2 separate regions of the Homo sapiens genome follow, and region 2 is linked to region 1. Evidence: read pairs that join two places in POLR2A ChIA-PET (ENCODE). Cell type or tissue: MCF 10A. All regions are shown on one strand. Region 1 overlaps MIGA1 (mitoguardin 1). Region 2 overlaps USP33 (ubiquitin specific peptidase 33).

The links. ChIA-PET counts read pairs that join two places held together with the same protein. Peaks named below come from ENCODE experiments on the same cell type or tissue, not always from the same donor. Only the 100,000 strongest peaks of a DNase experiment are listed, where the experiment ranks them.
Region 2: POLR2A ChIA-PET joins it to region 1 with 6 read pairs; 8 of 35 experiments call an interaction of 5 or more read pairs at or near these places.

What each region holds. Positions count from the first base shown.
Region 1 is chr1:77,830,135-77,835,134 of GRCh38, reverse strand. The region is part of intron 7 of MIGA1 (mitoguardin 1); the gene reads right to left. Among named protein-coding and RNA genes, the nearest start is that of MIGA1, 53 kb to the right of the region's middle. In MCF 10A, no CTCF peak of the experiment used is centred here; DNase peaks (open chromatin) are centred at 204 and 2,004.
Region 2 is chr1:77,748,601-77,753,600 of GRCh38, reverse strand. The region is part of intron 1 of USP33 (ubiquitin specific peptidase 33); the gene reads left to right. Among named protein-coding and RNA genes, the nearest start is that of USP33, 8.8 kb to the left of the region's middle. In MCF 10A, no CTCF peak of the experiment used is centred here; no DNase peak of the experiment used is centred here.

The DNA.
Region 1 (5,000 bases):
CTACTTCCTTAGACCAATCCAAGTGGGTTTTCTACATTTCACTTTTGCCATCCCTAGGCACATTCTATTTTCTGTCACTTAGAAAACACTGGGTCTATTTTAACCTCAGCAGATTCTAGTAGAGATTCCAAAGATGCCACTCTTCTTTTAAAATCCAGGCTGTCCACTGCAGATTTTATAACAGGAGCAACAAGAGGAAGCCTGCCAATTGTCTCAACGTCATCTGACTTCTATGTCAACAGCTTTTCTCCAGGTGATATTCAGCAGTTAAAATATGACTTGGAACCTTGTCCTTTCTATGCTTTTATTAACAATGGAAAAGCTTCTGCTGTCGACAAGATGAGCTATTTTCCAAACAGAGTCTGTTATAATTTGTTTAAATAATCAAGTCTAGGAAACCACTGCTGCTCTTTGTTTATTCTGTATGACTATCTGCCCATACATACTGTGGATAATTTTTACTTTCTGATTTGTTTTAAAATACTACAGTATAATTTGAGAGAAAGAACAAAGTTGAATATAAAAATCAGAAACAACAAAATTTCAGAAAGTGAAAAACTAAGACAGTTATAATATTTTCTTGATTTTTAACCTCAATGTGCCTCAATATTGAAAAGAGAAACAATAAAATCCACTGAAACAAAAGAAAAGAGAACTTGGGGCAGGTGCAGTGGCTCATGCCTGCAATTCTGGTGCTTTGGGAGGCTGAGGCGGGAGGACCACTTGACCCCAAGAGTTCAAGACCAGCCCAAGCAACATACCGAAATCCCATCTCTATATAAAATAAAAACATTAGCCAGGCATGGTTGTGTGCACAATGTAGTCCAGCTATTCAGGAGACTGAGGCAGGAGGATCACTTGAGCCTAGGAGTTTGAGGCTGCAGTGAGTTAGGATCACGCCACTGCGCTCCAGCCTGGACAACAGAGTGAGACCCTGTTCCTCTAAAAAAGAAAAAAAAAGTTATATATGATGAGGTGGTGGGAATAATAAAAAAAAAGAAAAAAGGAGAACTTGTCAAAGTTCTTGATTTGTGATGACGTATAAAGTTTCACCCATGTGAAATAATGTATGTACAAAACAGCCTGATATTACCCAAAAGAAGATTTCCACAATAGTTGTCTCTGGCATTCCCTATTTATCAAAATTTTTATATACTATGATTGACCAACACAACAACTGTGATTCCTAACTGGGAAGTACAGCTGCCAATGCAAAGTGAGTAACACAAGGAAAGGGAATGGGAACCATTCAAACACTTTAGAAGAGTAACAGCATTTTCTACACCCTCCCCCCTTTTGTTTAAAGAAGAAAGAAGTGACTAGATTAACCCAAACTGGAGCAAGAAGTCATTAAGATTAGGTCTGCAGTTACAGAGACTTGAGCAGGGCCACGAGGTACAACTGGTCATTCTGTATGTTACACAAAGGTCCCCTGCCACAGGAATAAGTCGGGGCAGAAATCCAGCCCAAATACTAGACCTGCATCTTCCTGAAGGAAAGTGGACCTTCTTCTTGGCACAAAGGTCCCCTCCCAAGGGGCTTACATGGATGGCCCTTTGTCTAAATCACATAAAGGCCTTATATGGGCAGTGATGGTCCTGGACATAGAAATCCAAGCTGTTAAGACATAACTTCAACACAAAACAGGCAAAGGCAAGCACCAGAAATTTCTCATGTTTCTGGGACCCCAACAATTTTCATTATATTGCTTTCTTCTCTGAACCTACTTTAACTTGTATAATACCAGTTAGATTTCATTTTGTGTTATTACTAAACCCTTTAAAAATAAGATTATGAGCCTTACACATGGGAGGAAATTACTAAGCCAAATTTCTCATATGTTGTACAATGTGTACTCTGTATATTTAGATGTCTGAGTATACAACTTAAGCTGGCAATTCATATCATTCCCTAAAAATAAACCCTCAGGGAGTTTATCCTCCAACCACAATGATTCTGCAGGAATGGGAGAGGACAAGGTCTCAGAGCTTCAACTTGGGGCTGACATTTGATGTAAGATGTTAGGCTGAGGTATTTCCTCTTGTTGCCAAGTTCATTCAGTATTTCTAAATGTTCTATCTGGCTGCTTACCAAAAAAGAAGAATAACATCTCTCTAGTGGTCAAGAGGTTCTACTTGACAGCTTTTCCTATGCTCTGCCAGAGAATTTGTGCAGTCAGTACTAAGCTGGCAAAATCTCTAATTTTCCCTTAAAGGATGTCTCACTGACTCAATAAAATCTTATAAAGGAGCAGCAACAAAAATGGATAAAATATTTAAACTGTGCCAGCCACACTTCCAGACTTCTTCAAACTCATAAATTTGATTATGACTTCTTATAATCCTCAACGGCTCCCTTTTGTCTAAAGGTACAAAGCAAGGACCTTCATAATTTATGTCCTGCCCAGCTTTCTAGGTTCATCTCCTACCACTCCCCACCTATATTGTGTTTCCAAAACATATCAAAGAACTTGTAGTTCCCTAAACAGGCTCCACTCTGCACCTTGATCCATGTTCTTCCCTCTGCTAGGAATGCTCTTTTCTCAACTGTCTCCCTAGCAGACCATCTTTCTTTAAGTGTCACTCCTCCTGTGAAACGTTCCCATGAGCCCCGCTCCATGAATAATCACATGCTTTTCCTTAGTGTTCCCATAGCACTTTATAAACATGTTATTATGTACTTACTCCACTGTCTGTGTATTTTTTAATGCCTGTTTCCAAAACTAGACTCTGCATTGCCTAAAGGCAGAGATGAAATCTTCATCTTTATTTCTCCAGTGTCTTATACCATGTTTGACATATACTAGGAAATTAAATGTTTGCTAAATAAATATTACAGACCCAAGATTCTGTGAGCTCATTCTGTAAAAACATAGATTAGGAAGATGCCTAAACACTTATCTGAAATATGTGAAGCAATGCTTTCAATAAAGCCACAAAAATTCCTGGTTTAAGATCTAAATCTGTTCCTACACATCAATATAAAAGAATCTCAAAGTCCTCTGTTTCAGCCACAAAAATAACATTTATCACACAGGCTTCAGTGTTGCCTGCTAATACTACTACTGTACATATATACTACTCTTCACAGGAAGTGTAACTACACAAAATATGAAGCCCAATTAATTTTAGAAGGAAATGAAATTAGAGATTAATAAGTTGGAACTTTATTCATTTAAACCATACCAACTATATAATGTCCCCAAGAAACTGTGGACAAGATACATCTGTTGTTAATCGGGTTTACTTTTTTGGTGTTGTTTTGTTTTGAGACAAGGTCTTGCAGCCTAAACTTCCTGGGCTTAAGCGATCCTCCCACCTCACACCCAGTTTATTTCTAAACTGGCATTAAATCCAGCAATTTATTCCTGCCCAAATAGTCTAACCAAAGTGCGTAAAGAATAATGTTAATTCCTGAATCTACTGTTACAAAAATAAACTTCCAAAGCATGTAATCACAAACATTCGTCATGATATGACAGTAACAGAAGTCTCCTAAAGTATAAGTTATTCCTGGTTTTAGAGATTGGTAGGATCCCACATTTTGGTGGAAGATGAGAATTTCCTCATGAGAGATTGGTAGAGTATCTCTCAGTTGTTGTGGCCAACTGAAGCCTAATTTTTACCAAAATAATTCAGATAATAAAATTTCTGTTTATTATAAAATATATAAATATATATTTTTATTGTGTGATATTTGAAATGTATAAAAATTACCTACATAGCATAGACATGTTTCTGGACTCAAAATAATAAAACAAACATTTTTGCATTTGCTACCCATTTATAGCCACTTTTCAAAGCTTACAAAATTACTTGTTTATTAAGGAAAGTAACACTATCATGCAGAAATACACTGTACATATCTTCTTACGTGAAACTTGAGTTCCCAAATAAATTTCATAGATATTCAGATACTGCAGCAAAAAACAGCTGCAGATAACTAAAGAATTAACCCATATGTCCCAAACAAGATCTGTTTACTTTCAAGTTCTTATCTTAGGCTCTTAAACAGGCTGAGGGCACATCAATTGTGAGGTATGGGAAGAAATGGAAGTGGAGAGGAAAAGTTAAAGAAGGATCTTCGACTTTGTGGATGGAGGTTAGGCTCTGAGTCTAATTGCTCGGTATTGAAGAATATACTAACTTATATTGCTTTTTAACTGCTCCATAAGTGTAAGTGTTAGTTACCCCACCAGACTACAAGCAACCTGAAAATAGGCACATTAGCCCTTATTTCATCTGAATTTCATCACATGCTTCAGAGTTGTGTTTAAGTATTTGTTTGCTGTGTCAGGTACACAGCAAATAAATAAATACTTAAAAACTGATTTTTAACCTATATCTGCTTTAAAGTCTCCATGTGTATCTCTGCCATTAATGCTCCTTTACCTTAATGAGAGGCTATAGCCACAGGGAAATATAGTCTTTGATTCTGTATAGTGGGCCAGCTGACTTATGGTCCTCTTTCTGACACAGCTCTCTTCAGACATAAAAAGATTATAACACTCTACCCAAAGCGGTGAGATAGGGCAGGGTTGCGGGGAGGGGGGTGCGGAAGAGGGATGAAAGAATATGTGGTGAAAAGATGAAATAAAAATAAACATGTTATCATTCCCAGATAATATGTGGTCTAAATAAAAACTCCAAAAGAACCTATGTCAAATTACTGGTATTACAACTAATAAGAGTTCACAAGAGTTGTTAATATTCAAATGCAAAAACCTACATTTAAGATCCCAGCAATGACAAATTAGAAAATGTAAACTTAAAAAGATAACCACTTATAATGACAATGAAACTGTAAGGGACTTAGGAAAAAAGACATATAAGACATTTATGAAGAAGATTATAAAACATTATGAAAGATATAAATGAAGACCTAAGTAAAGAACCATACCATGTTCACAGATATAAAGGTTACTATTATGAAAATGTAAATTTGCCTACAGCTGACCTATAAATACAATATAATAATCAAAATCCCAAGAGAGTTTTTCA
Region 2 (5,000 bases), 82 kb after region 1:
TTAAGGTTTTCTATGAGAGGCACTCTTATTCTGTAGCTTTTAGTATTCTTCTTAAATAAAATACTGTATTCCAGATATAATCTACTTATTTTATGCGAACATTAAGATTGGCTATTATTTTTTCCCCTTTTCACCACTCTATTCAATTAAAAAATTATTATTTTTTTTTTGTAAAGATGGGGGGTGGGTATCACTCTGTTGCCTAGGCTGGTCTTGAACTCTTGGCCTCAAGCGATCCTCATGCCCCTGCCTCCCAGAGTGCTGGGATTACAGGTGTGAGCCACCATACCCAGCAAGACTGGTTACTCTTTTTATTCTGAAACCTTGAAACCTAGTGTTCTGTTGATTAATTGAGTAGGAATTGCTACTTCTTCAAGGGTCTAGAATCCAAATACCTGACCCCCTTTTTTGGTCTCAGTTTATATGGTTGATTCTTTGAATCCCAATGTCGAATATCACATCCATCATTATTAAATTTCGTCCTGTTAATTTTAGCTAATTTTTTTTATTTTTTATTTTTTGAGATGGAGTTTTGCTCTTGTCACCCAGACTGGAGTGCAGTGGCATGATCTTGGCTCACTTCGACCTCCTCTTCGCGGGTTCCAGCAATTCCCATGCCTCAGCCTCCCAGCTAGCTAGGACTACAGACGCACACCACCACGCCCTGCTAATTTTTTGTGTTTTTAGTAGAGACAGGGTTTCACCATGTTGGCTAGGCTGGTAATGAACTCCTGACCTCAGGTGATCCACCGGCCTCGGCCTCGCAAAGTGCTGGGATTACAGGTGTGAGCCACCACGCCCAGCCAATTTTAGCTTATTTTAAAAAATAGTTTAATTTTTCTTTAAAAACTTATTTTTATAATTTTAAGTTTATATTTTACTAGCCTGCCTTCTGTAGCTTTATCCAGGTTATTGTTAAAAATATTGAGCAGTTCTGACACCTGCTAGTGAAGACCTCCTGCATTCATATTAATCTTATATGTAACTATTAAATAGCTACCAATCCTTCTGACATAATTTTTTTTCTCTGTAATGTGAATCTGACTTTTTATGAAGAGCTTTACTTTTTGGAATAGACTAGGCAATGGAATTCAGGCAGTTTCTCAATATTAAAAGCTCCTTAGGTTACCAACTATGTCCTGATGTGTAATTATTATATTAAGGCCAGGCGCAGTGGCTCACTCCTGTAATCCCAGCACTTTGGGAGGCCGAGGTGGGTGGATCACTTGAGGCCAGAAGTTTGAGACCAGTCTGGGTAACACGGTGAAACTCCGTCTCTACTAAAAATACAAAAATTTAGCTGGATGTGGTGACACATGCTTGTAATCCCAGCTACTCAAGTGACTGAGGCATGAGAATTGCTTGAACCTGGGAGGGAGAAGTTGCAAGTGAGCCGAGATTGCGCCACTGCACTCCAGCCTGGGCGACAGAGTGAAATTCTGTCTCAAAAAAAAAAAAAATTGTACTAATAACATGGTTCCCTATACTTTTCCTAATATTAAAATTTGAATAGCTGATTGATTATCTTCTATTAGGATAAGGGGTCAGAATTTCAACCTGGAATTTGGAGATTGTACTACGAAAATATTCTCCCCTTAAAAGTAATATCTTCGGGCGCGGCGCGGTGGCTCAAGCCTGTAATCCCAGCACTTTGGGAGGCCGAGGTGGGCGGATCACGAGGTCAAGAGATCGAGACCATCCTGGCTAACACAGTGAAACCCCATCTCTACTGGAAATACAAAAAATTAGCTGGGTGTGATGGCGGGTGCCTGTAGTCCCAGCTACTCAGGAGGCTGAGGCAGGAGAATGGCGTGAACCCGGGAGGTGGAGCTTGCAGTGAGCTGAGATCGCGCCACTGCACTCAAGCCTGGGCGACAGAGCAAGACTCCGTCTCAAAAAAAAAAAGGTAATATCTTCAGAAGCAGTTTTGTTTTGTTTTTGAGACAAGGCCTAGCTCTGTCACTCAGGCGGGAGTGCAGTGGTGCAATCACAGCTCACTGCATGCAACTTCTGCCTCCTGGGCTCAGGTGATCCTCCCACCTCAGCCTCCTGAATAGCTGGGACTGCAGGGGCATGCCACCAGGCCTGGGTAATTTTTGTATTTTTTTGGGGTAGAGACAGGGTATTGCCGTGTTGCCCAGGCTGGTCTTGAACTCCTGGGTTCAAGCAGTCCTCCCGCCTCAGTCTCCTAAAGTGCTGGGATTACAGGTGCGAGCCACCATGCCCAGCCCAGAAGCAGTTTTGCATTTACTTTAATGCAGATGAGCAATTTAGCCACCGGAGCTGTACATCATAGAGCGTGAGTGCAGTCGTTTTCATCTGGAAAAATTTTCAGTTGGTGTTGCTGCCATCATTATTGGTGAGAAAACTTCCAGTAGTCCAGTTAGTGTGGCAGATAGAGGAAAAAGCTGCCAGATACAAGATTACAAAGATAAGGACAAACAGATAAAATCTTGTGCACTCTTTGTGATTTCCAACTTGTAAGTCACAAGCTTCTACAGGAGTCTTAGTTTTGCAAAATCTACTTCTGTGGATTGGACAATAGCATTTCCATATACAACCATTTTCTGTTTTTTTCTAATGTCTAATACTCATCTCCTGTGATTAAATTATCAGACAAGAATGGAAGCATACATGCCTTCTTTCTTTTGGTGTACAATTTGAGAAGAAATTGAAGTAGCTAAGAACTCCCATTGTCTTACCCTACTATATCTGAATGCCCTACCCTCAATAAACATTTGTCAAATAAAGGAATAAAAGAATGATTTTATTACCTTAGTAAATAAACTGAGTAAAACTAGGCAAAGAAAATACTAAGGGTTTTCTATTTTGATAGCATTGTATTATACGGGATACTAAATATCCTTGGGACAAATTGTTAGCCTTTGTTTACATGCACTAATTCTTTTCCTTTTTCTTTCTTTCTTTCTTTCTTTCTTTCTTTCTTTCTTTCTTTCTTTCTTTCTTTCTTTCTTTTTTAAGTCAGGGTCTTGCTGTGTTGCACAGGCTGGAGTGCAGTGGTGCAATCTTGGCTCACTGCAACCTTTGCCTCCTGGGCTCAAGGGATTCTCCTGCCTCAGTGGAACTACAGGTGTGCACCACCACGCTGGGCTGATTTTTCTATTTTCTGTAGAGAGATGGGGTTTCACCATGTTGCCCAGGCTGGTCTTGAACTCGTCAGCTCAAATGATCTTCCCGCCTTGGCCTCCCAAAGTGCTGGGATTACAGACCTGAGCTGTCATGCGTGGCTGCCCAGCCAATTCTTTCTTTCTTTCTTTTTTTGGAGATGGAGCCTTGCTCTGTTGCCCAGGCTGGTGTGCAGTGGCGTGATCACGGCTCACTGCAACCTCTGCCTCCTGGGTTCAAGTGATTCTCCTGCTTCAGCCTCCCGAGTAGCTGGGATTACAGGCACCCACCACTATGCACGGCTAATTTTTGTATTTTTAGTAAAGAAGGGGTTTTGCCATGTTGGCCAGGCTGGTCTCAGACTCCTGAACTCAGGTGATCCACCTACTTCGGCCTCCCAAAATTCTGGAATTACAGTCATCGCACCTGGCCCTGCCCAGCCAATTCTTATTAAATTGTTTAGATAATGCAAAATTAATAGCAGAGCAGAGAGAATGTATTTATGTTTTATTCTTTTTTTCATCTCAGCTATCAGCAGAGAGAATTTATTTTAATCTTATTTTTTGCTTGAGATTTTAGAAAAAAATATTTATCTTGGAAGTTTCTTTTCAATCCTCTGATCCCATTTCTTTCCTCTGAGGCAAAATAGTATTGCCTAAAAAGCAGTGAGAAGAACATCTACATTTCATTGGCAAATGCAGAATTTTTACTTTAGAGGAAAATACATAGCTTAAATACTTTCAGTAAACAAAGCGCTCAGTACTCATCTTTAGGGATTAAGAAAATAAAACCAGGCTGGGTGCAGTGATTCATGCCTGTAATTCCGGCACTTTGGGAGGCTGAGGAGAGTGGATCACCTGAGGTCAGGAGTTTGAGATCAGCCTGGCCAACATGGTGAAATCCCATCTCTACTAATAATACAAAAATTAGCCAGTCGTGGTGGCACACGCCTGTAGTCCCAGCTATTTGGGAGGCTGAGACAAGAGAATCGTACGAACCTGGGAGGTGGAGGTTGCAGTGAGCCAAGATTGTACCACTGCACTCCAGCCTGGGCAGCAGAGCGAGACTCCGTCTCCAAAAAAAAAAACAAACAAAACAAAAAACATAAAAAAATACAACCAAAGGCAAGTAGGATATGGATATTAATGGAATTGAAAACAGATCAGAACAAAAATAGTGGAGAAGATAAATAAATCCCAAATCTGGTTCTTTGCAAATACCAATGATCTAGATAAACATCTTGTAGAAGAAAAAGATATGGAATAAAAATGTACAAGATTGGGAATGAGTAAACACCATAGACCCCAAATACAGGAGACATTAATGGAATCTTTTGCAGATTTTCTTGAGAATATACATGTAATGCTATACTGTCAAAGTTATTTCAAGAGAAAATGGATGTTGTTATAGCAAAATGTCAATGAGTAAAATTGACCCAAGAAGTAAAAATGTTAATTGCCCAATCCCCATGAAAGGTTTGAAAAAATGATGGAAGATTGGTTCTTGACAGAGGCAGCATAGCATATAATTTCACAGCTGAGTTTCATTTATGAAGAACAACACATCATTATAATAAAAAGGAACTCTCTTTTCCATGATGAAGAATGCAAAGCTAGTCAATGCATTCTGTGAAGCACACATATTTTATCTCTGATAAATGCTGCCAATCCTGATTCAAGCACGGGGGGGGGGGGGAGGGAAGGAATGCTGCCAAAAAAGAACAGTCTCACTTATGCCCAGAAATGCAAAATTTCTAAATACAATATTAGCCATAGTTCATCAAGACCATTTCTTTTTTTTTTTTTTTGAGACGGAGTCTCGCTGTGTCGCCAGGATGGAGTGCAGTGACGCAATCTTGGCTCACTGCAGCCTCT